2 separate regions of the Homo sapiens genome follow, and region 1 is linked to region 2. A link is an interaction called in ENCODE POLR2A ChIA-PET data of the cell type or tissue named here. Cell type or tissue: GM12878. All regions are shown on one strand. Links, peaks and the distances in the headings refer to the core of each region. The heading gives the core; the rest is flanking DNA. Region 1 overlaps ZC3H4 (zinc finger CCCH-type containing 4). Region 2 overlaps PPP5C-AS1 (PPP5C antisense RNA 1).

Region 1 (12,902 bases), core at 3,694-7,693, 710 kb before region 2:
CCGCCGCCGCCATCAACGCCTTCGCCTCCTCCGTGTTCCCCCGACGCCCGCCCGGCCACCCCGCACCTCCTCCACCACCGCCTCCCGCTCCCTGACGACAGGTCAGGCCCCCGGTTGGGCCGGGGCTGCGTCCCCGGGGGGAGGAAGAGGAGGAGGAGGAAGGGGGGCGGCCGCCATGTTGGGCCGGGCCGCGGAGGAGGAGGAGGAGGAGGAGGAGGAGGAAGGGCGGGGTCGGTGGGTGTCTCTCGATCGCTTGCTCGCTCGCTCTTTCTCGCTTGCTTTCTCTCCCGGCCTCATGCGTTTCCCCCCCCTCGCGGCGCTCGCCCGCTCTCCCTCGCTCTCGCTCTGTCTTTTTTGGGCGCCATGCTGAGGGGAAGGTGAGGAGGCGCCCCTCGGACCCCCCGCGCCCGTCCGCCTGTCCTGGGGAGGGGGCGCCGTGGGGGGTGCTGCGGAGACCCACGGGGGTCCTGGCTGCCCCTGCGCCCGGAGCTGGCAGCTACGGGCCCGCTTGCCCGTCGCCTGGCTTCGGGGAAGGGGATGGGGGAGGGGCTCCGGACCCTTTTTGGGGGGATCTCGAACAACAGCCCCGCTCTTAGGGGTTTGGGGTTGGGGGTCTCCCAGCCCCCGGCAGTATCCTTTCTCCTGGGGGAGGCACACCCTGTCCTACTTGGATGATAGGTACTTTAGCTTAGGAGGCAGAAGGTGGGGGTTCATTCAGGTCCCTTCTCCATCCTTGTAATTGGGGGTCATTTGGGTGGGTGCTCTATAGCACTTGTATTTTTTGGCGGGGGGTGTTTTTTAGCTATCCCCTAGAAGGCCGAATTGGGGAGGGGGGAGATGCATCTCCAGCCCTTTTGATGAAAACCCCAGCCTATTTTTTTAGAGAAGACTCTTCCCCGTGTTTTTGCTAAAGGGCAGGGGTCCTCTCGCTTTTCGTAGGTAGGTGACGTGAGGGAGGATTCTCAGCCTTGTTTTGCGGGGGTAAGGTTTGGTTTCCCTGCCTTGTAGGGAGAGGAAGTTGGTCCCGCGCTTTCTCCTGGGGTTCCCCCCTCTGTCGGGGTAAAATGGGGCACCGTCTCTTCCGGGAGAGAAAAGGAGATTTCCTTGTGCTTTGGCAGGGCGTTAAAGGAAGCGCCCCCTTCTCTTTATTAAGTCCGAAACGCGGGCCCCCCACGCCCTTCTCTGGCTGGCGGGTGATAATGGGGTCAGCCCGGCGCGTTTCAGGGCGAGGTTGGGGCCCCGTTTCCTTCCCCTGCTCGAGCAGAAGGAGTTGGGGTGCAGGGTTCGCCCACTGTTTCCTGGTGGGGCGAGAGAAGAGGCGGCTGGAGAGTAGGTTTGGACACGGACGGTGGGTTTCAGCCGGCAGGAAAGCGAGTCTTGGAGGGAATGGGGGTGGAGAGGGGAAGAGAACGCTCTGGACAGATGGCTACTCCGTCGCAGCCCTGGCTGGGGAGCCGCTGAGGACCCTTCCTTAGCCGGGGGGTCTCAGCCAGGGCTTCCCTTGCCAGGCTGTACGTACGACCCCTTCTCCCCACTCCCACCTCCCCTTTCCCCTTTCTCCTTCACAGACCATACTTTGCCTTTTAAAAGAAATGCCACCCACATTCAGAGACACAAGTGCAGCAGTTTGGTGAGCTTTTACAACATTTTTTTTTTCTGTTTTGTTCTAATTAAATGTATCGTCCTGGGAATCGCAGCCCATCGCAGCCCGACTCCAGTTCAAGGAAATAAACAGATTAGCAAAGGTCTGTTCGCTAAGCCCTCGTTGGGCTTCCGGGCCCCCTCTCCGGGGGCAGGTGCATTACTCAAAGGTGCTTACACGCTTTATTCGACCTCTAAGGAGTTCTCTTATGTCAGAAGTGTATGTCTTACAATGGGTTGGGATGGTAAGTAGCCTCTTTTATTGAGTAATTCAATGATCTCCCTCTTTTTCTCCCTTTACTGCCTGCCTTCCTCCTCGCCTTTAGACCAAAGTGATGCTTGAGAGTGAATTGATATGTTCGAATCAGGATTCTAACCCTGTTGAGCCCTTTTAGACTTGCACATCCTTTCAATGTTTAATTTTTAAAATTTGACGTACACAGTTTTCTCAGAAAAAAAAGTGTGTTACTGTAACATGACAAAAATCGATGTAAAAGGCCCGTATGTTTTCAGACCCTTGGCATCCTTCTTTCCATTTCAATCCATTGCTTTGTCTCCAGCCTTCATCTTTGAAGAAAGTGGATACTTCAAGTCCATTTGTAGGAGACAAGCTTACTGGATTTGATTTATGATGCAGGTATTCAAATTAATGGTTCCCCTCCCCCCCACTCCCCAAAAAAGATTGGTTCAAGTAGCTCCAATTTTCTCATTTTACTCCAATGTCTCTTGTGGTGATGGACGTTAAAATTGAGCAAGTCATTTGTAAAGTACTGTTGAAGCACAAAATCTGTAAACTGTGTCAAGCCCCCATCTCTGCCTGTCTCCACTGCTCCTTTGTTCGAAAGCACATGTCTGACTGTGAAAAGTTGATGCAAACGTGTTACACGCCCAGTCATGTTGGAGGGAACACCTCCTCCAGCCCCCAGTCCCCCCGGCCTCCACGTAACAAGGAAAAAACAACAACAGAAATGACTTGCAGAACCAAACACTGTACTTCTGATGTGTTTTACAAGCATAAGTTCCGTTAAAAGACAAAACACGTTGAAGTTGCATTTTCCCAGTTTCCCACTTTTGATCCCTGACATACTTAGAGAACCCTGGCCCTCTCCAAAAGAACCGTTTTGTTTTTTTCCTTCTTACAAGGAAAAAAGGTCACGCACATGTAGATGAGGAAACTGCAATTCAATAGGCCACTTGTTTTCTTCCTCTTAATATGTTCACAACTGCCGTAGAGTGGTGATCCTAGGTATGTAAAATCAGTTACGGGAGGAAGAAATCTCCAAACTACGATATCCTGCAAGAAATGTCTGAAGCACGAACCGAACAAAACACATTATCCAGGGCACTGGGTCAGCCCAAAATGAATTGCACTTATTTGAAGTTTCCCATCCTTTGTAAAATTCTTTCTCCAGGAGCTGAGAACAGAAACTGGATGACTGATGACCCAAGTTCCAAAGGCTACTAAGTTGCTTATTTAAATTGACTTTTAAAAAGAAACGTTAAGGAAATGAGATTTCTTTTGTAAGTGAAATTTTTTAGCAATGTTCAGTGAATTTGAAACTATTTCCCCAAGCATTTAAAAAGCTCACAGGCATGTCAACACAACGGTTTATTGTTTTCCATTCTCAAAGAAATCTCATCCATTAAGACCTAGAAGCCCCAGTAATTAAGTCAAAAACTGTATTTTGGTAATCTGTTTTTGAAATGTCACAGTACTGCCTTTTTTCCCCCCAGACTGATGTACCAGTATTAGTTAAAAATCAAATTAATGGATGTTGCAAAAAAAAAGAAAAGGGTGTCACTCAGAATCCCTGATTTAATAACAAATCTTATTATACACTTACAAACTTTTACATTTTTATTTTCTCTGGGTGAGAGATTTAACTTGAAAGCAAATCAAAGTCTCCTAGTAGAAAAAAAGTCTGTTGTGACCATGGAAATATGGATGTTCTCGTCATAAAACCCCTTTATTTTTTAAAACTCCTTTATTTTTTTAATTCCCCTCAAATTTGCTCTTTAAAAGAAAAAAATGCGGTTCCCCAAAATGACTAATTCATGGCCTGTCCTCTCCCCCAGGTACAATTTTGCTCTGCTCTGAAGGTTTAAATTTTTGATTTCTTTATAAGCCATAGTTTTCTCTAAGTAGAGCCAGCTATTTTAGTAAGCCACTGCTGTGGTTTTTCCACAGCCAGGAAGGCTGATCCCAGGGGAGAATTGTTTTGTACCTGTGGACCTGGCTGTTCAACTGCCTGGCAAGTTAAAGATGAACGGTTTTGACTCTTGCGTTTCCATACAGTTGAATGTAGAGCAATTTCATATTGGGCCTGGTTAGTAATTTATTTAACGGTGCCTACACCTCTGCTTCTTGCTCTTAGATCTTTTACCTTCTTCCCTGATGGGAGAGAAATGGCTGTCTGAGGGTCCTTCACTTCCTTTTGTTACATTTTTATGGCTATTGGGCCTGTAGAAACATCTCTCCATAGAGGTCAGATCCAGTTACAGTAAATACCTCTGGTGAAAATTGCTAATGAAACTATTTCCAGGTCTCCGTGGATAGCTATCAAGTCAAACCAGATTCTAGAGAACTTAATTTTGGTCCCCACGAACAGTAATTCTAGTGCCAGAGCAACTGGGTCCGATTCACACCGAGAGTTGAGTGACAGAGTGAATAGCAAGCAAAGTAGCTGAATTGAGCCAGGCGCTTAACCTGTGCCTTGGCAGCACAGCTAAGAAAAAAGGATGACTCCTGAGATTTCTGGCAATTGGTATTTATTCAGCAGATCAGAGACTGTAGGAGCAGCCTCATTGGTGGAGGGACTCCTCTCCGAATAACATGGTATGAAGCCAGTTTCATAATTAAAACCTAATAGGATGGAAAAGCTGCCAGTTTGTCTGGGTGGCATGTCAAGTTCATGGGGATAAGTTAAAGTAAAAATGAGATTGATTGGGGGGAGCCAAACTTCATGGGTTTGACTCCCAGTTTCTTGGCCTTGTCTTTGCTGCAGAACGCTTTTGCTTTTAGGAGTTAATGCAGATGCAGTTTTGAAGACATTGTGTACAGTTTCACTGGTGATGTAATGAGGTGCGATAGGCAGTTTATTTTAAATAGATTTCTGGCACATCACCCATTGGGGTGACTCTTAGTAGTTGTTGACAAAAATGAAGATACGGCCTCTTGGTTGGTGCTAGATTTAGTTGTGTCCTGTTACTTTTTTTTTTTTTTTTTCTTAACAGAACGCAGGATTATTTGCTGAGAGCATAGTTTGCTGCTTCTGGCCAAACTGGTCTGCATAAAGGATCTTTCTCGTGTATTTTTTTTGCCATTTCGCATCTGTGTGAATAGGTGACTCAGTGCCCTGTTTGTCAGGCAAGTGGTGACATCTTTTTGAATGTCGGAGGTGGCAACAGGATGTGGAGGAAGACTGTGGACTTTGGAGCCAGATAAAACTGTTCAGGCCTGGCTTCTCCCCGGCAGTGTGCAGTAGGCATCGAGTATAAAATGCCCACTTCTCAGGGTCCTTGTGGTCAAATGAGTGCATTTGGGGACACCCACACAATGCCAGCATTCAGTGAATCTTCCTGCTTTCCCTACTAGAGAAGAATTTGAAACAGAACTTTTACAGTTGGTGTATAAACAGAAGTAAGAATAACATCTATTTTTGAAGGAAGTGCATTTATCTTTCATCTCTTAGGGTTCTGGTCAGCTTATTTAATTGCAGGGAGCCAATTGGGGTTGACACTAAGTGGAAGCCATCTTAAGATATTTCTTGCTTGCTCAGTGTCTTTTTATGGATGCTCAAATGGTCATACTGTCTGGAGCTTAATGCTGACTGTACCTCCTGTGTTCATCTTTTGCAATTAGAGTCCGAGTCAGTGCTGTAGTCTCAGTAGGGCTTCTGAGAACTGGGAAGCCAGGGATCTAGAATCTCATACCACTGCAAACTAGTCAGTTTCCCCACGCAAGTCCTTTACTCTCTCCAGAGGGGAATGAACAAGGTCTCATCCAGCTCCAGGATTCTTCACTCCTTTGGGATCTGGCTGAGTCAGATAAGGTTTTGTTCATTCAGTAACTGAGTTCCTCCCCGGCTTTTCTTGGAGCCCAAGAGTTTTCTGAGTGTGCAGAGAACCCTTCTATCATGAAGACTTTATTTAGAGTCGGGCTAGGGTTGTTACTGCCTTTACCAGGCTTCGTATTCCCTTCCTCTGTGTCTGGCCTACCTTCTACAGTTTCTGGCCACGATAAAGGGTTGCTGCTGCTGCTTGCAGCTTACTAATATGCACTTGGAAAGCAGATGCCTTAATTAATTTGAAGGTTAGGCTCAGTGGCTAGATCACAGGCAGGCCCATCAGGTTCCTGGTCATGCCTGTCAGTTGTCCCAGAAAGGATAGAGTGAACTCCAGAGCCAAAAGCTTTGTTTTTTCTCTTTTATTGAGACAGGGTTTTGCTCTGTTGCCCAGGCTGGAATGCAGTGGCACCTCATAGTATTAATAGCTCACTGCAGCCTCGAACTCTTGGCTTCAATGATCCTCCACCTCAGCCTCCCAAAGTGCTGGGATTACAGGTATAAGCCACCATGTCTGCCTGGGTGCTGCCATGTTCTCTCCACACGGGATTGGCCCTCTGCTGAGAGTGATGGGTGGTGGACAGCTATGGTTGGGGGAGTTAGGCAAACTGGATGTGATTCTTGAGTTCATCTCCTAAGTCAGTGTCTTTGTCTTTCCGAAGGGGCAACAGTGCCATTTGTGCACAATTGACCTGAAGGTCAAAGATTATCTGCCAGAGCCCTTCTGAGTGCTTCTCATGCATTAGCTCATTTAACCTTTACCTCTGCTGTTTGAGGAGAAACCAAAACAGAGAGGTGAAGTCACTTGTCCCAGGTCACAAAACAAGTGTGTGCTGCAGGCAGAGTTAGAACCCGGGGTGGCTGGTACTCAGACCCCATCTCTATACATACCATTATACTGTGGTGGATCTGGTGTGCTATTTTTCAGACTGTGGGGTATAGCCACTAGTGGGATATGAAGTCCAATTATTGATCTTTTTCTTTTGCATTGGAAAACCAAGGAAATGGAAGAGGAGAGAAAAAGCAGAATGCATTTAAATGTGGCTTCTGGAAACTTTTGTTTGGGAGAAATGCAAAGAAGCAGATGTGGGTCAGTGTCAAAAAGTGTGAAAGCCGTTGCATCCAGGCTAGGGGTCGGCAAACTATGATTCTCGGGCCAAAGCCAGCCCACCCAGCCTGTTTTTGTAGGTAAAGTGTTTTTTTGTTGGTTTGTGTTGTTTTGAGACAGAATCTTGCTCTGTCACCCAGGCTGGAGTGCGGTGGCATGATCTTGGCTCACTGCAACCTCTGCCTCCTGGTTCAAGGGATTCTCCTGCTTCAGCCTCCTGAGTAGCTGGGATTACAGGCGCACACCACATGCTCAGCTAATTTCTGTGTTTTTAGTAGAGATGGGGTTTCACCGTGTTGGCCAGGCTGGTCTTGAACTCGTGACCTCGAGTGATCCACCCTCCTTGGCCTCCCAAAGTGATAGGATTACAGGTATGAGCCACCGCGCCTGGCCAGTAGGTAAAGTTTATTGGCACACAGCCATACTCATTCATTTATATCATCAGTGGCTGCTTCTACGTTACAGCAGCAGAGTTGAGTAGAAAGTTGCTGCCCACCACGTGATATGGTATGCACTGTCTGGTATGCCTGCACAGCAGCCATTGTCATTTTTTTTGTGGTGGGAAGGAATGAGGAGGGAATATAGATATTCCATTTAAAGTTGGCCCTCGAGAGGGTGGGGGTGTTAACTGTTTCCTCAGTCCACTGTGGCTCCATTCTCCCTGCGTTCCACTCCTTTCAGTGAATGTAGAGGCCCAAGCCTAGGCTTTTAAACCCTCTTAAATGGAAGGGATTTTCATTCATTAGAAGTAACTGGAGACTTCTTGAGGTCCCGTGTGGAAGTGGATCATGGCCATTACATCCCTGCTATGGCCTAACCGAGGGAGCTGGGCCCAGACGCTAGTGTCGCTTGGCCAAAAGTCTGTTGCAGGTGGCTTGGATTATTGCCCTCCTCATTTTCCTAACAGACACCAGGGCTTAGGTTTCCTTGGGATTCCAGGCAGGCCCTGCCACTCCACGGGGAACGAGAGCAGTCACAGTAACTGAAGCTTGTGGGCCACACGGGTGGGCTGCATCCGAGGCAGGGCCTGTCTCCTCTGTTCAGTCTGTGCATCCATCACTTTCAAGCTTATTTGGAAACCCTTGATAAACACTTGAATGAGTTTGTGTCAAAGTTTTAAGTGATACAGGTTGCTGAAAAAGTTTTCTTGGAAATTAGTTACTGTTTCTATTGATGAAATTGACCAAAAGGGTATGAGAGCTGAGATTGATACTTCATATAGAATATGCACTGAGCATGTACCCAATCTGTACCTGGCCCTGTGCTGGGCCCTTGGAAATGTGGGGTTACTGTGAACCTCATTCTTGTCTGCCCTTAAGGAACCCACAGGTGACTAGAAATTAACGAATAGGTTGTATCAGTTCTTTTTAAGAAATTATTATTATTATTATTTTAGACAGAGTCTTACTCTGTCACGTAGGCTGGAGTGCAATGGCATGATCTCAGCTCACTGCAACCTCTGCCTCCTGGGTTCAAGCGATTCTCCTGCCTCAGCCTCCTGAGTAGTTGGGATTACAGGTGTGCGCCACCACACCCAGCTAATTTTTGTGTTTTTAGTAGAGATGGGGTTTTACCATGTTGGCCAGGCTGGTCTTGAACTACTGACCTCAGGTGATCCACCTGTCTTGGCCTCCCAAAGTGCTGGGATTACAGGCGTGAGCCACTGCGCCTGGCTAAGAAATTCTTTAGGTGGTATATGAACAAATCTCAAGAATCTTAGGCCCAGATCTCTTATTTATTTGTTTATTTTTATTTTTACATATTTTTTAAGACGGAGTCTCGCTCTTTCACCCAGGCCGGAGTGCAGTGGCACGATTTCAGCTCACTGCAAGCTCTGCCTCCCGGGTTCATGCCATTCTCCTGCCTCAGCCTCCTGAGTAGCTGGGACTACAGGCGCCTGCCACCACGCCTGGCTTATTTTTTTGTAGTTTTTTTTTTTTTTTTTTTTTAGTAGAGACGGGGTTTCACCATGTTAGCCCAGATGGTCTAAATCTCCTGACCTCGTGATCCGCCCGCCTCGTCCTCCCAAAGTGCTGGGATTACAGGCATGAGCCACTGTGCCCGGCCAACGGGCTGATTTTTATATTTTTAGTGGAGACAGGGTTTTACCATGTTGGCCAGGCTGGTCTCGAACTCCTGATCTCAAGTGATCTGCCTGCCTTGTCCTCCCAAAGTAATGAGATTACAGGTATGAGCCACTGCGCCCGGCCTGAAACCCTGTCTCTACAAAAAATACAAAAATTAGCTGGGCATGGTGGTGCATGCTTGTAGTCCCATCTACTTGGGAGGCTGACGTGGGAAGATTGCTTGAGCCCAGGAGATCAAGGCTGCATTGAACCAATGATCACACCACTGCACTCCAGCCTGGGTGACAGAGCAAGACCCTGTGTAGAAATAAATAAATAAATAATTATAAACAAAGAGAAGTCTTAGTTCATAAGTTAAATTATTAGACTTTCTCCTCTGGAGTGATAGAAATCGGTCCTCTGATGAAAACCATGATCTTTGCAGCTTTAAACCATCTGAAGCTTAGTTGGCATGAGAAGGTGGTTAGAAAACTCTTCATTGCTGAGAAGCAAATTCCAGAGGTTCATCTGCCAGGAGTAACTTGGATCTGAGGGATAGATACCTTTGCTCAAGAATGCAAATTTTCAGAGCTCGTGGGAGTGGAAGAATAGATACTCAGGCAAAAAAAATGGCATCTTTGTCTCCACAAGCTTCCTTTTAGCAGGCTGGGTTTTTTCACGGTCAGCCTGTTTGAAGCTTTACAGAAATGTTCTGCCTAAGTGGTTTGCATGCTTGGACAAACCCCAGAGTGGACACTGCACACTTGGGGGCGAAGGCATTCGTTTCATATTAGGGGACTTTGGAATTTCACTCCCTGGGATTTTTGTATTGCTTTCTCTTTGTGTTGGGATGAGTCCTATTTTTTTTTTTTTTTTGCCAGAATTCCTTCGGTCTTTCCATGAGCCCTTATTCTCTATCCAGATGTCTTTGGTTAGGTTTTTGAAATGCTACCATTTCCTTCACTTGATATTGGAAGGACCGTATCGGCCTTGTGTCTTTGTGTTTGGGTAGGTTTTACTCCTAAGCATTTATTCTGGGCAAGGTTCCTGCTAAGTGCTTGTGTTACATGGCCTCATGGGATTCTCCCATGACACCATCCTGGGGACTCCATGGTTGCCTGTGCTGCACAGTTATGGAGACTGGGGTGCAGAGTGTTTAAGGAATTTGCCCAAAGTCTTGGTACCTCATTCTGGCATTTCTTGGAATACTGATTCATGAAGTCTGTTTTATGTATGTATATCTTATTTTTCCCTACTCGATTATACATTTCAGGGTGGGCGTTGTTTTGTCAGTTGACCTGTTTAGCAAATTACTCTTTTTGACATAATTTGTAGTTGTCAAATAATTTGTAGAGGTTAAGAGCTGGTCTTTGCATCCAAAAGTACTGGACTTAGTTTCTAGTTCTGCTTCTTCCTGCTGTGACCCCATGGGCAAATTCCTTCTTGTCTCTGAGCCTGTTTAGGCCTTGGTGAGGAGTGTGGAGGCCTGCAAGCCCAGATTCCAGCTCTCTGCTGGGAAATTATTAAATAACTGCTTGGGGACCTTGCAGCCTCTCCTCACATTGCTGAGTTGTCCCACTTGGAAGTTCTTGTTTTCTTTTTCTTTTTTTTTGAGACGAAGTCTCAATCTGTCACCCAGGCTGGAGTGCAATGGCATGGTCTCAGCTTACTGCAACCTCCACCTCATGGGTTCAAGCAATTCTCCTGCCTCAGTCTCCCAAGTAGCTGGGACTACAGGCGTGTGCCACCATGCCCGGCTAATTTTTTTTTTTTTTTTCGAGACAGAGTCTTGCTCTGTTGCCCAGGCTGGAGTGCAGTGGTGCGATCGCTCATTGCAACCTCTGCCTCCCAGGTTCAAGTGATTCTCCTGCCTCAGCCTCCTGAGTAGCTGGGATTACAGTCGTGCGCCACCACGCCCAGCTAATTTTTGTATTTTTAGTAGAGATGGGGTTTCTCCACGTTGGTCAGGCTGGTCTCGAACTCCTGATCTAGTGATCCGCCCGCCTCAGCCTCCCAAAGTGCTGGGATTACTGGCATGAGCCACCGTACCTGGCCAGAACTTTTTTCTTTCTTAACTTTTTATTATGGAAAAAAAATTTTTTTTAGTTATTTATAGAGGCTGGGTGCAATGGCTCATGCCTCTAATCCCAGAACTTTGGGAGGCCAAGGCAGGAGAAGGCCAAGGCAGGCTTTAGTCCAAGAGTTCAAGACCAGCCTGGGCAACATAGAGAGACCCTGTCTTTAAATTATTTGTGGAGACGGGGTCTAACTGTGTTGCCCAGGCTGGTCTCTAACTCCTGGGCTCAAGCAGTCTGACAGGGTCTCACTCTGTTGCCCAGGCTGGAGGGCAGTGGTGCAATCATAGCTCACTGCAGCCTCGACCTCCTGGCTGAATCGATCCTCTCGCCTTAGCCTCTTGAGTAGCTGGGACTACAAGCACATGCTGCCAGGCTAAGTTTTGTATTTATTGTAGAGATGGGGTTTCCTCATGTTGCCCAGGCTGGTCTCAAATTCCAGGGCTCAAGTGATCCGCCTGTTGGCCTCCCAAAATGCTGGGATTACAGGCATGAGCCACTGTGTCTGGCCTATACCTGTAGATTCTTCAGTATGAATCTCTAACTTTATGATTATTTAAAAACATAACTACAGGCCGCGTGTGTTGGCTCACACCTGTAATCCCAGCACTTTGGGAGGCTGAGGCAGGCGGATCACCTGAGGTCAGGAGTTCGAGACCAGCCTGGCCAACATGGCGAAACCCTGTTTCTACTAAAAATACAAAAATTATCTGGACGCGGTGGCAGGTGTCAGTAATCCCAGTACTCAGGAGGCTGAGGAATGAGAATCACTTGAACCCAGGAGGCGAAGGTTGCAGTGAGCCGAAATCACGCCACTGCACTCCAGCCTGGGCGACAGAGTAAGATCCCCGTCTCAAAAGAAAAGACAATAAAACAAAACAAAAAACCTTTCTACAAAACTCATTTCTAACAAGATTAACAATTAATATCTCAAATACCCAGGCTGGGTTCAGATGGCTCCAATTTCTCCTATCGTCACATCCACCAGTAGGTGTCTTCGTATCTAGATGCCAGCAGTGGGTAGACTGTCTTATGTTGAAGTGAGGGTGTAGGGTACAGGGTACAGATGCTGATGCCTGGACTTCTCTTTGCCAGTTTTGTGTCTCACTTGGGTGGTTGCCGTGGCGTAGGCACGTTACCATGGAAATGGCATGATGTCACAGAGCAGGCTATGATGACACCTGAGAATGCTGAAGAAAAGGAGACAGAGCACATTTGTTCTTGGTTTCTGGTTGATGAACCTAGGTAGTAAGGACACTGAAAAGCATGTGCAAGACCCAGAGGTTTATTTCAAGAATTTCCTGGCTCTGAAAATCCCTCCGTGAGGTTTCCCCTATGGCTGCTTCATTACGTCCTAACTCAAGGGAAGGTCTCGGGCCTTTCTTTGGCATGAGCCCTGAGCTGAATTTCTGAAGCAAAGGCCCTGCGCCTTCAATCCTAATAAACGACTAGTCCGCAGAATCGGACTTGGGGATCCTGGACTTCTGCATTTAGGCTGGTTGTTAAATATTTGAAGAGGCGGCGCCTCCTTGTAATTTTTGTGATTTTGTCCCTAGTTAATGGGTCATTCAGAGCCTACCCAGGCAATTTGTTGAGAGTCTGGGCAGTTAATGATCATAACCCTGACCTTCACATTAACCTAGCCGCCTCTTATCAAGGGCTCTCATGATCTTAAGGTAACCGCTGCTGTTCCCATGAGTTTCCATCTTTTGTGTTGTACTTTGCCTTTTTTTTTTTTTTTTTTTTTTTAAACTCTTGTAAACCAGGTTGATCCATAAACCCTGGGCCCCTTTCAGCTTTCGTCCAACCCTCTTGTCTAGAGAGCTGCCATGTTGCCAAGCTTCATTTCTGTAAGAAGCCTTTGTTCCTTCCCGGGGCTCAGCTCTCCCTACGCCTTTTTGTCTTGATTAGCCACTTGGTGGCTTCTGGTACTGCCTAGATTAGAGCT
Region 2 (8,910 bases), core at 4,616-8,615:
CTGAACAGGTCCAGACCCTGTTATAAGGACTCTGGCTTTGACCTTTAGTGACATAGGAAGCCATAAGAGGATTTGAAGAGAAGAGGAGTCATTCGATGGGACTCAACTTCTTGGTCAAACCAAGTCATAAGGCTAGTCTGGATTCAAGCGGAAGGGAAATAGACTTCACCTCTTGACGGGGGGAGGTACCAGGGGCATACGGGGAAGGGAAGAATTGACAGCGGCTGTTTTTTGGAGACAATGAGCCACGTTGCGCCCCCTGGCGGCAGCTGGGAAAAGAGGTCCGGAGTCTAAGTTTGACTCGGGAATGGACACAACTTTTTCTTTCTTCTTTTCTTTTCTCTTTTCTTTTCCTTTGCTTTTATTTTCTTTTTTCTTATTCCTTCATTTCCTTCCTTTCCCTTCCTTCCTTCCTTCCTCCCTCCCTCCCTTCCTTCCTTCCTTCCTCCCTTCCTCCCTTCCTTTCTTGACGGAGTCTCGCTCTGTCGCCCAGGCTGGAGTGCAGTGGCACAATCTCAGCTCACTGCAACCTCCGCCTTCTGGTTTCAAGTGATTCTCCTACCTCAGCCTCCTGAGTAGCTGGGATTACAGGCTCCCGCCACCTCACCCAGCTAATTTTTTGTATTTTTAGTAGAGACGAGGTTTCACCATGTTGGCCAGGCTGGTCTCGAACTCCTGACCTCGTGATCTGCGTGCCTCGGCCTCCCAAAGTGCTGCGATTACAGGCGTGAGCCAACTTATTAGTATCTCTGTCCTCGGGATCCCACTTCAGAATCGCCCAGGACTCAGATGTGGAATGGACACTTTAGTGGCCTGCAGATGGCAGCAGGGGGGGTTCACTATTTGTAACACAAAAAGGGATTTAAATAGTGCCTGCAGGGTCCAGTCTCCCAATTTAAACTTTGGCATTTGTGGTTTCAAACTCACAGAATCTGAACGGTTGCCCCAAAAGACCGATGTCTTGATTCCAAATCAGCCTCTATCTGACAGGCCCAGCTGCCACCCGCTGCCACAAAAAAACAAGTTCAGGGGAACAGTTTGGTTTTTTGTTTGTTTGTTTTTGAGAAGGAGTCTCGCTTTGTCACCCAGGCTGGAGGGCAGTGAAGCGATCTCGGTTCACTGCAACCTTTGCCTCCCGGGCTCAAGCGATTCTTCTGCCCTCGGCCTCCCTAATGGCTGGGATTACAGGCTCCTGCCACCACACCTGGCTAATTTTTGTATTTTTAGTAGAGACGGGGTTTCACCATGTTGGCCTGGCTGGTCTTGAACTCCTGATCTCAAGTGATCCACCTGCCTTGGCCTCCCAAAGTGCTGGGATTACAGGGGTGAGCCACCGCCCCCAGCCTCACTCTTTACTACGGGCAGATTCGTCATAGCCTTGGGGGTTGAACTCTGTAATTCTCACAGCAGCCCAGGGATGCAGCTTCTATTATTATCATCCCCATTATATAGATGAGGAACCTGTGGCTTAAGGAATTGAGGGACCTCTCCAGGGTCACAAGGCATGGTGGAGACAGAGGCAGGGGCCTTAGCCAGGGCAGGACACAGAGGCAGAGGCCTCAAATGGCAGGATGAAGAAATGGAATGCCTTCCTATGAGAAGGAGGGAAGTAATGGAAGGGAAGGGAGAATAAGGGCCTATTTATCAATGAGGATAGGTCAGGCTTTACGTTTGCATCCAAGCTTCAGGGGAACCTTGAAGTCTTGGAGTTCTTTTTTCTTTTTTTTTTTTTTTTTTTGAGACGGAGTCTCGCTCTGTCACCAGGTTGGAGTGCAGTGGTGCAATCTCAGCTCACTGCAACCTCCAGCTCCCTGGTTCCAGTGATTCTCTTGCCTCAGCCTCCGAGTAGCTGAGATTACAGGCACGTGTCACCATGCCCGGCTAATTTTTGTATTTTTAGTAGAGACGGGGTTTCACCATATTGGCCAGGGTGGTCTTGATCTCCTGACCTCGTGATCCACCCACCTCGGCCTCCCAAAGTGCTGGGATTACAGGCGTGAGCCACTGCGCCTGGCTGGACGTTTTTACTTTAAGAAGTCCCTGAAGGATGCAGACTAGGGGGCTATTAGAAAGAACAGTTGCCCAGGCGCAGTGGCTCATGCCTATAATTCCAGCACTTTGGGAGGCTGAGGCAGGAGGATGGCTTGAGCTCAGGAGTGAGAAAAGACTGGGCAACATGGTGAAACCCTGTCTCTACAAAAAATTAGTCGGGCGTGGTGGCATGTGTTCCCAGCTATTCAGGAGGCTGAGGTGGGAGGAGATAGCTTGAGCCCAGGAGATGGAGGCTGCAGTTAGCTGAGATCGTGCTACTGCACTCCAACCCGAGTGACAGAGCAAGACCCTGTCTCAAAAAAAAAAAAAAAAAAAAAAAAGAAAAAAGAAAAAAAAGAAGGAAGGCAAGAGAAAGAAAGAAAGATCCTTACAGGCCTGCCTAGAAAAAAATGTCCAGATAATAATAAGGAAAAAAATGATAGAAATACATATGTAGAATGAGTCCATTTTGGTTAAATAAATAAATTTATAAAACTAACATTTATCGCCTGCTAAGACATGCCAGGGATTGTCTGAATGTTTTTGTTCGTTTGTTTTTGAGAGGGAGTCTCGCTCTGTCGCCCAGGCTGGAGTGCAGTGGCACGATCTCGGCTCACTGCAAGCTCCGCCTCCCGGGTTCACGCCATTCTCCTGCCTCAGCCTCCCGAGTAGCTGGGACTACAGGCGCCCGCCACCACGCCCGGCCTGTCTGAATGTTTTCTATGGGCTTTGTCACTAATCCCACAACTGTTAACTATTCCCGTTTTACAGGCGCAGAGGTCGCACAATGCCCAAGGATGGCAAAGTGAGGTGGCAAACCTAGGTCTTCTGACTCCAGAGCCCAGGCTCTCAACCCCTGTGCCCTGGTGCAGGTGGCTCTGGACTTGCTTGGTGCACCAGACCTTAGTAATTCAGTCATTTTTTCCATAGCGCCCCCAAAGAAATACCTAACAGTTCCATTCTCATCTGGTGAGGTCTAAACAACCTAAGCTCTTATGTCCTAAGAAGTTAGTAGCCATTTGAAAATATGTAGAGCTAAGGAGTTTGAGATCAGCCTGGGCAACATAGCGAGACCTTGTCTTTATTAACATAAAAAATGAAAATATATAGACACATAAATTGAAAGAAAACAATTTTTTTTTTACTTCATTCTTAACCGTATTTCCTTACTAAGGGGAACGTGTGTGCTTGTTAGGCACTGCACCAGTTCTCAAAACCCTGGGAACAGACTGAACACCGCCACCCTCAGTTCCTGGTTGGCATTGATTTTCTGGTGGGACTTGCCTTTTATCCCTGCAACCAATGAAAATGCAGGTTGGGGCCAGGCGCGGTGGCGCACGCCTGTAATCCCAGCTACTCGGGAGGGTGAGGCAGGAGAATTGCTTGAACCCGGGAGGCGGAGGTTGCAGTGAGCCGAGATCCCGCCACTGCACTCCAGCCTGGGCGACAGAGTGAGACTCTGTCTGGGGAAAAAAAAAAAACAAAAAAAAAAAACCACAGACAGCATATGTCCACTCCTGTGAACCATTCGATTTGGAATCATTTGGCACCTTCATCAATAGGGTGTTGGGGTTGGGCACTATGGGACTTTTTTTAAATTATACTTTAAGTTTTAGGGTACATGTGCACAACGTGCAGGTTTGTTACATATGTATACGGGACATTTTTAAATGTTTTATTTATGGGTGTAGTAAAGATCCCATGGAGATCGAGATCTTGTACAAATATCCATCCTCATCTGTACATTTTTTAAAACAGGATAGGAACATTACAAGAAATAGCCCGTTTCATTAAATCTTCTGTTGTAGGAGTTTGCACATGTATGGCTTTTTGTAAAGCGGGTACTGAGACAACTTCAACAGTGGTTTTGAAAGATTAATCTGAATTTTCATAGGTTCAGCATTTTTTATTTTGCCCACATCTGTGGAAGAAGAGGCCCATACAGTGTCAGGGATCTCAGAGAGATCCATAAAAATCTATGTATGTATGTATGTATGTATGTATGTATGTATCTATCTATCTATCTATCTATCTATCTATCTATCTATTTTTTTTTTTTTGAGACAGTATTTTGGCTGTTGCCCAGGCTGGAATGCAGTGATGCGATCTCAGCTCACTGCAACCTCCGCCTCCTGGGTTCAAGAGATTCTCCTGCCTCAGCCTCTGGAGTAGCCGGGATTACAGGCTCCCACCACCATGCCCGGCTAATTTTTGTATTTTTAGTGGAGATGGGGTTTCGCCATATTGGCCAGGCTGGTCTTGAACTCCTGACCTCAAGTGATCCGCCCTGCCTTGGCATCCCAAAGTGCTGGGATTACAGGCATGAGCCACTGTGCCTGGCTGACACTGGGAATTTGAGATGGAGTCTCGGTGTATTGCCAGGCTGGAGTGCAGTGCAGAGGCACGATCTCGGCTTACTGCAATCTCCACCTCCTGGGTTCAAGAGATTCTCCTGCCTCAGCCTCTGGAATAGCTGGGATTACAGGTTCCTGCCACCATGCCCGGCTAATTTTTGTATTCTTAGTAGAGATGGGGTTTCGCCATATTGGCCAGGCTGGTCTTGAACTCCTGACCTCAAGTGATCCGCCCTGCCTTGGCCTCCCAAAATGCTGGGATTACAGGTGTGAGCCACCGCGCCCGGCCATAGTTCTTAAACATATAAGCAGGTAGAGTTCTAGATGGAGAATACTGGGATGTTCTGAATGCACCCTGGCCTTCGTTTCCTCTGAGACTCTGCCAAATAAGCTATGGGGTGTCTAGCCAGGGGGTTACCATTCTAGGATGCAGGGAAACACAGATCCTCCTCCATTATTGAACAGGAAAGAATGACTTACCCGAGCTCAAACTCAGACAGACAAATAGAAACAAACAGAATCGGCCCCTTTTGTGTGACAAACGGAGAGCTCAAAGGTGAAGAGAAGGAAGCTCAGATCCGAAAAAGACTTATCCCAAACCCCTTGGTTAGCAAGAAAGTAGTGAACACAGCTGGCTGTGTGGGTGCCCATGCCTGGTTACTCCCTGCAGTCAGGGCTCCTTGGGATCTTCTTTGAATCTCACTTCTAATTCCCCCAAAATGTCCAGAATAAAATAGGCTCCAATTAGGGGGGGGAAAAAAAAGTTTATTGTCATGCAAAAAGCACGAATTGTCATCCAGGAGACTTCAATCTGAGCGGTAAGCAACTCAGAGGCAGGCTGGTGTAGGATGGCTTAGAAAGCAAAAACCAGCCGGGCACAGTGGCTCACGCCTGTAATCCCAGCACTCTGGGAGGCCGAGCCAGGCAGATCACGAGGTCAGGAGTTCGAGACTAGCCTAGCCAACATAGTGAAACCCCATCTCTACTAAAAATACACAAAATTAGCCAGGCATGGTGGCGGGTGCCTGTAGTCCCAGCTACTCAGGAGGCTGAGGCAGGAGAATCGCTTGAACCCAGGAGGCAGAGGTTGCAGTGAATGGAGATTGCACCACTGCACTCCAGCCTGGGCGACAAGAGTGAGACTCCATCTCAAAAAAAAAAAAAAAAAAAAAAAAAAGGCCAGGCGCGGTGGCTCACGCCTGTAATCCTAGCACTTTGGGAGACCAAGGCGGGTGGATCATGAGGTCAGGAGATCGAGACCATCCTGGGTAACACAGTGAAACCTTGTCTCTACTAAAAATACAAAACATTAGTCAGGCGTGGTGGCGGGCACCTGTAGTCCCAGCTACTCGGGAGGCTGAGGCAGGAGAATGGCGTGAACCCGGGAGGCGGAGCTTGCAGTGAGCCAAGATCGCACCACTGCACTCCAACCTGGGCGACAGAGCGAGACTCCATCTCAAAAAAAAAAAAAAAAAAAAAAAAGCAAAAACCAGGAGGTGGCTTCACCTTCACGATGACCGACTATGATGGTGGGGGCTTCCATATGACAAGGGATCGGTTAAAAGTGATTGTCTTACATCCTTTTGGAAGGCGATTTCAGCTTTGTTTATGATTCTCAGCAGCATTTATTTACAGGGAATAAGCTAAGTTTCACTCACATTCAGAAGTCAAACTAGATTAAGTTGTGTTTACATGGCCTAACTGCTTTTGTCTGCTTTGGGGAATTCTCAGTCCTGGTCTCCATTTTTAAAAAATTATTTATTTTTTGAGATGGAGTCTTGCTCTGTCACCCAGGCTGGCACGATCTCCGATCACTGCAACCTCCACCTCCCGGGTTCAAGCAATTCTCCTGCTTCAGCCTCCCGAGTAACTGAGATTACAGGCACCCGCCACCACACCTTAATTTGTTCTTTGACAATTTTAGTAGAGATCGGGTCTCACCATGTTGGCCAGGCTGGTCTCGAACTCCTGACCTCAGGTCATCCGCCCACCTCGGCCTCCCAAAGTGCTGGGATTACAGGCGTGAGCCACCACGCCCGGCCCATGTTATTTTATTTTAACACAGATAACTAACTGTCTTTGAGTTAGAGACAGGACTTTGGGGCCCAAAAGGGGCAGGAACTCCAAGGGGCTAAGAGAGGGGAGGCTGGGCCCACAGAGGAGGTCTGGAGGGGAGTGTCCACCATGCTATTTGAGAATCCAGCAGGCAGGGCCTTAAGAGCAGCTCCACGCTCCAAAAAGAGAGAAACTGCCCCAAATGGGCCATCAGGACAGCTCTGGGAAAGGGGCCCCAAAAAAACTCCTTTAAACATCCCTGTTTCACTGACAGGAAGACTTCGGCCCAGATTGGAGGGGAAACAGAGAAGCGTAAGCCTCAAATAGTTAGAATGGTAGCTGAGACCAAATTTTGAGCATTGGAAATGTTTGCATACCATACAAAGAAAATTAGAAAAATATATGGGGATTGGCAAAAAGGCACCCTCTTTCCCCAACACTTTGCCGCCATCTGCTGGAAGAGTGTTGTAATGACTATAAAACACCGTGGTGTTACAGCGCCCCCTAGCGCCATACAGTGGACAATCACAGAACAGTTACAAGAGAAATTTTTTTTTTTTTTTTTTTTTTTTTTTTGAGACGGAGTCCCGCTCTGTAGCCCAGGCTGGAATACAGTGGCGCCATCTCGGCTCACTGCAACCTCCGCCTCCTGGGTCCTGGTTCAAGCAATTCTCCTGCCTCAGCCTCCTGAGTAGCTGGGATTACAGGCACGTGCCACCATGCCCGGCTAATTTTTTTGTATTTTTAGTGGAGACGGGGTTTCACCATGTTGGCCAGGCTGGTGTTACACTCCTGACCTCGTGATCTGCCCGCCGCGGCCTCCCAAAATGCTGAGATTACAGGCGTGAGCCACCACACCCGGTGGAGAAATCTTAAAAAGACCGCTAACAAAAATGCTTTGAGGCCGGGCGCAGTGGCTCACACCTGTAATCCCAGCACTTTGGGCAGCCGAGGCGGGCAGATCACTTGAGGTCAGGAGTTCGAGACCAGCCTGACTAACATGGGGAAACCCCGTCTCTACTAAAAATACAAAAATTAGCTGGGCGTGGTGGCACACGCCTGTAATCCCAGCTACTTACGAGGCTTGAACCCAGGAGGGGGAGGGGAGGCTTCAGTGAGCGAGATTGCGCCACTGCACTCCAACCTGGGCGACAGAGCAAGACTCCATCTCAGGAAAAAAAAAAAAAAAAAAAAAAAAAAAGCTTTGAGAATGCACAGCTCTGGGGGAAGTCATGAGTTTTCTCTTCAGGGGTAAGGTTAGGGAACACCCATGTACTAAAAAGGGAAAAATCAGATTAACCAGCAGGATAAATTCTTGCCATCATAAAATTTTTGTTTGCTAAAAGGGGTCAAAAGCTTTTCCCCAAATATTATTTTAGCATTTGGCATCAAAGGTTTTATTATCTCCCACCGAATATGCTCTATCCTCCTTCCTAGTTGTGTGTCCTCAGGTATATTGCTGCTTCTGTGCCTCAGTTTCCTCATCTGTAAAATGGGGCTGTTGCGAGGACCCAAAGTGCCTGTAAACTGCCTGACACATAAAGTGCTCAATGCTACTGCAAACTGGCTCAGGGCACAGACTCTGCAGCCAGTCAGCTGGTGCTCAAGTCCCGTTCTGCCATTTGCTGGCTGTGTGACTCTGAGCATGTAACTTAACCTCTCTGTACTTCTTATCTTGCTTATCTGTAAAATGGGCATCTGAAAAGTGTCTGACTCACTGAGTTAGAATGAAATGTTAATGCGTGTAAACTCTTAGAACAGAGCCAAGGGGCCGGGCATGGAAAATCACCCTGCTGCTCTTCGACTCATCTGAGATGGGTGCCCACCCTGCCCCTCCTGGTCCCCTCAGGTTTTAACTGCTTCCACCCATTTTCCAGTGTCCAAATTCCTCAACCTGTTTCCCCCCATCCGCTGGACCACGGAGATGAGAGCCATGGGAGGGTGTGGGCAGAGGGAACCATGGGCCCAGTTTCTCCATCTGTGGTGCTGGCCGGGAGGGGAGGGGTGGTGGCCTCTGTCCCTCTGGCTGCCAAGCAACTGACACCCCCCACAGGTGGGAGGCAGGGGCCCCACCCGGTGCTATGGAGGTTAGGTCATCTTTCTGCCTTCCCTGGTGGCCAGAGCTTGGGTCTGTGATCTAATCATGGCCATTGACAGATGGGGGTGGGGAAAGACAGCGTGAAAGGGTCCAAGAGAACGACAGGGAGACAGAACTCGGGTCCTTCCTGCCTTGGAGTCTCTGTTCCATCCAGCTGGGCAGATGCCTGGGTCCATCCTGGTCGATGGGGTGGGGAGCACCTAAGACCCCCGCTCCCCCCGGTTCTCTGGTCTTCCCTTCACAGCTTCCTTTGTCAGTGGCGAGGCTTCTTAGGACCCCTAATTCATGTCCATGACTCCTGGGAGTCCACATCTGCTCCTGCCAGACCCTGAGACTCCCCAGCAGCCTCTGACACCATTGCTTAGTGTCCAC

Evidence for each region. Peaks named below come from ENCODE experiments on the same cell type or tissue, not always from the same donor. Only the 100,000 strongest peaks of a DNase experiment are listed, where the experiment ranks them.
Region 1: POLR2A ChIA-PET joins it to region 2 with 11 read pairs; 1 of 35 experiments calls an interaction of 5 or more read pairs at or near these places.

What each region holds. Positions count from the first base shown.
Region 1 is chr19:47,099,623-47,112,524 of GRCh38, reverse strand. ZC3H4 (zinc finger CCCH-type containing 4) reads left to right here. Exons shown (of 15, transcript NM_015168.2): 2 at 1-101. Among named protein-coding and RNA genes, the nearest start is that of ZC3H4, 7.7 kb to the left of the region's middle. RefSeq lists silencers at 1-476, 2,390-2,627 and enhancers at 1-572, 2,030-2,757. In GM12878, for the core only: no CTCF peak of the experiment used is centred there; no DNase peak of the experiment used is centred there; H3K4me3 peaks cover 1,663 bases; H3K27ac peaks cover 1,613 bases.
Region 2 is chr19:46,393,740-46,402,649 of GRCh38, reverse strand. All of the region lies in intron 1 of PPP5C-AS1 (PPP5C antisense RNA 1), which reads left to right. Among named protein-coding and RNA genes, the nearest start is that of PPP5C-AS1, 6.0 kb to the left of the region's middle. RefSeq lists an enhancer at 8,435-8,910. In GM12878, for the core only: a CTCF peak has its summit at 6,906 (motif pointing left); a DNase peak (open chromatin) is centred at 6,869.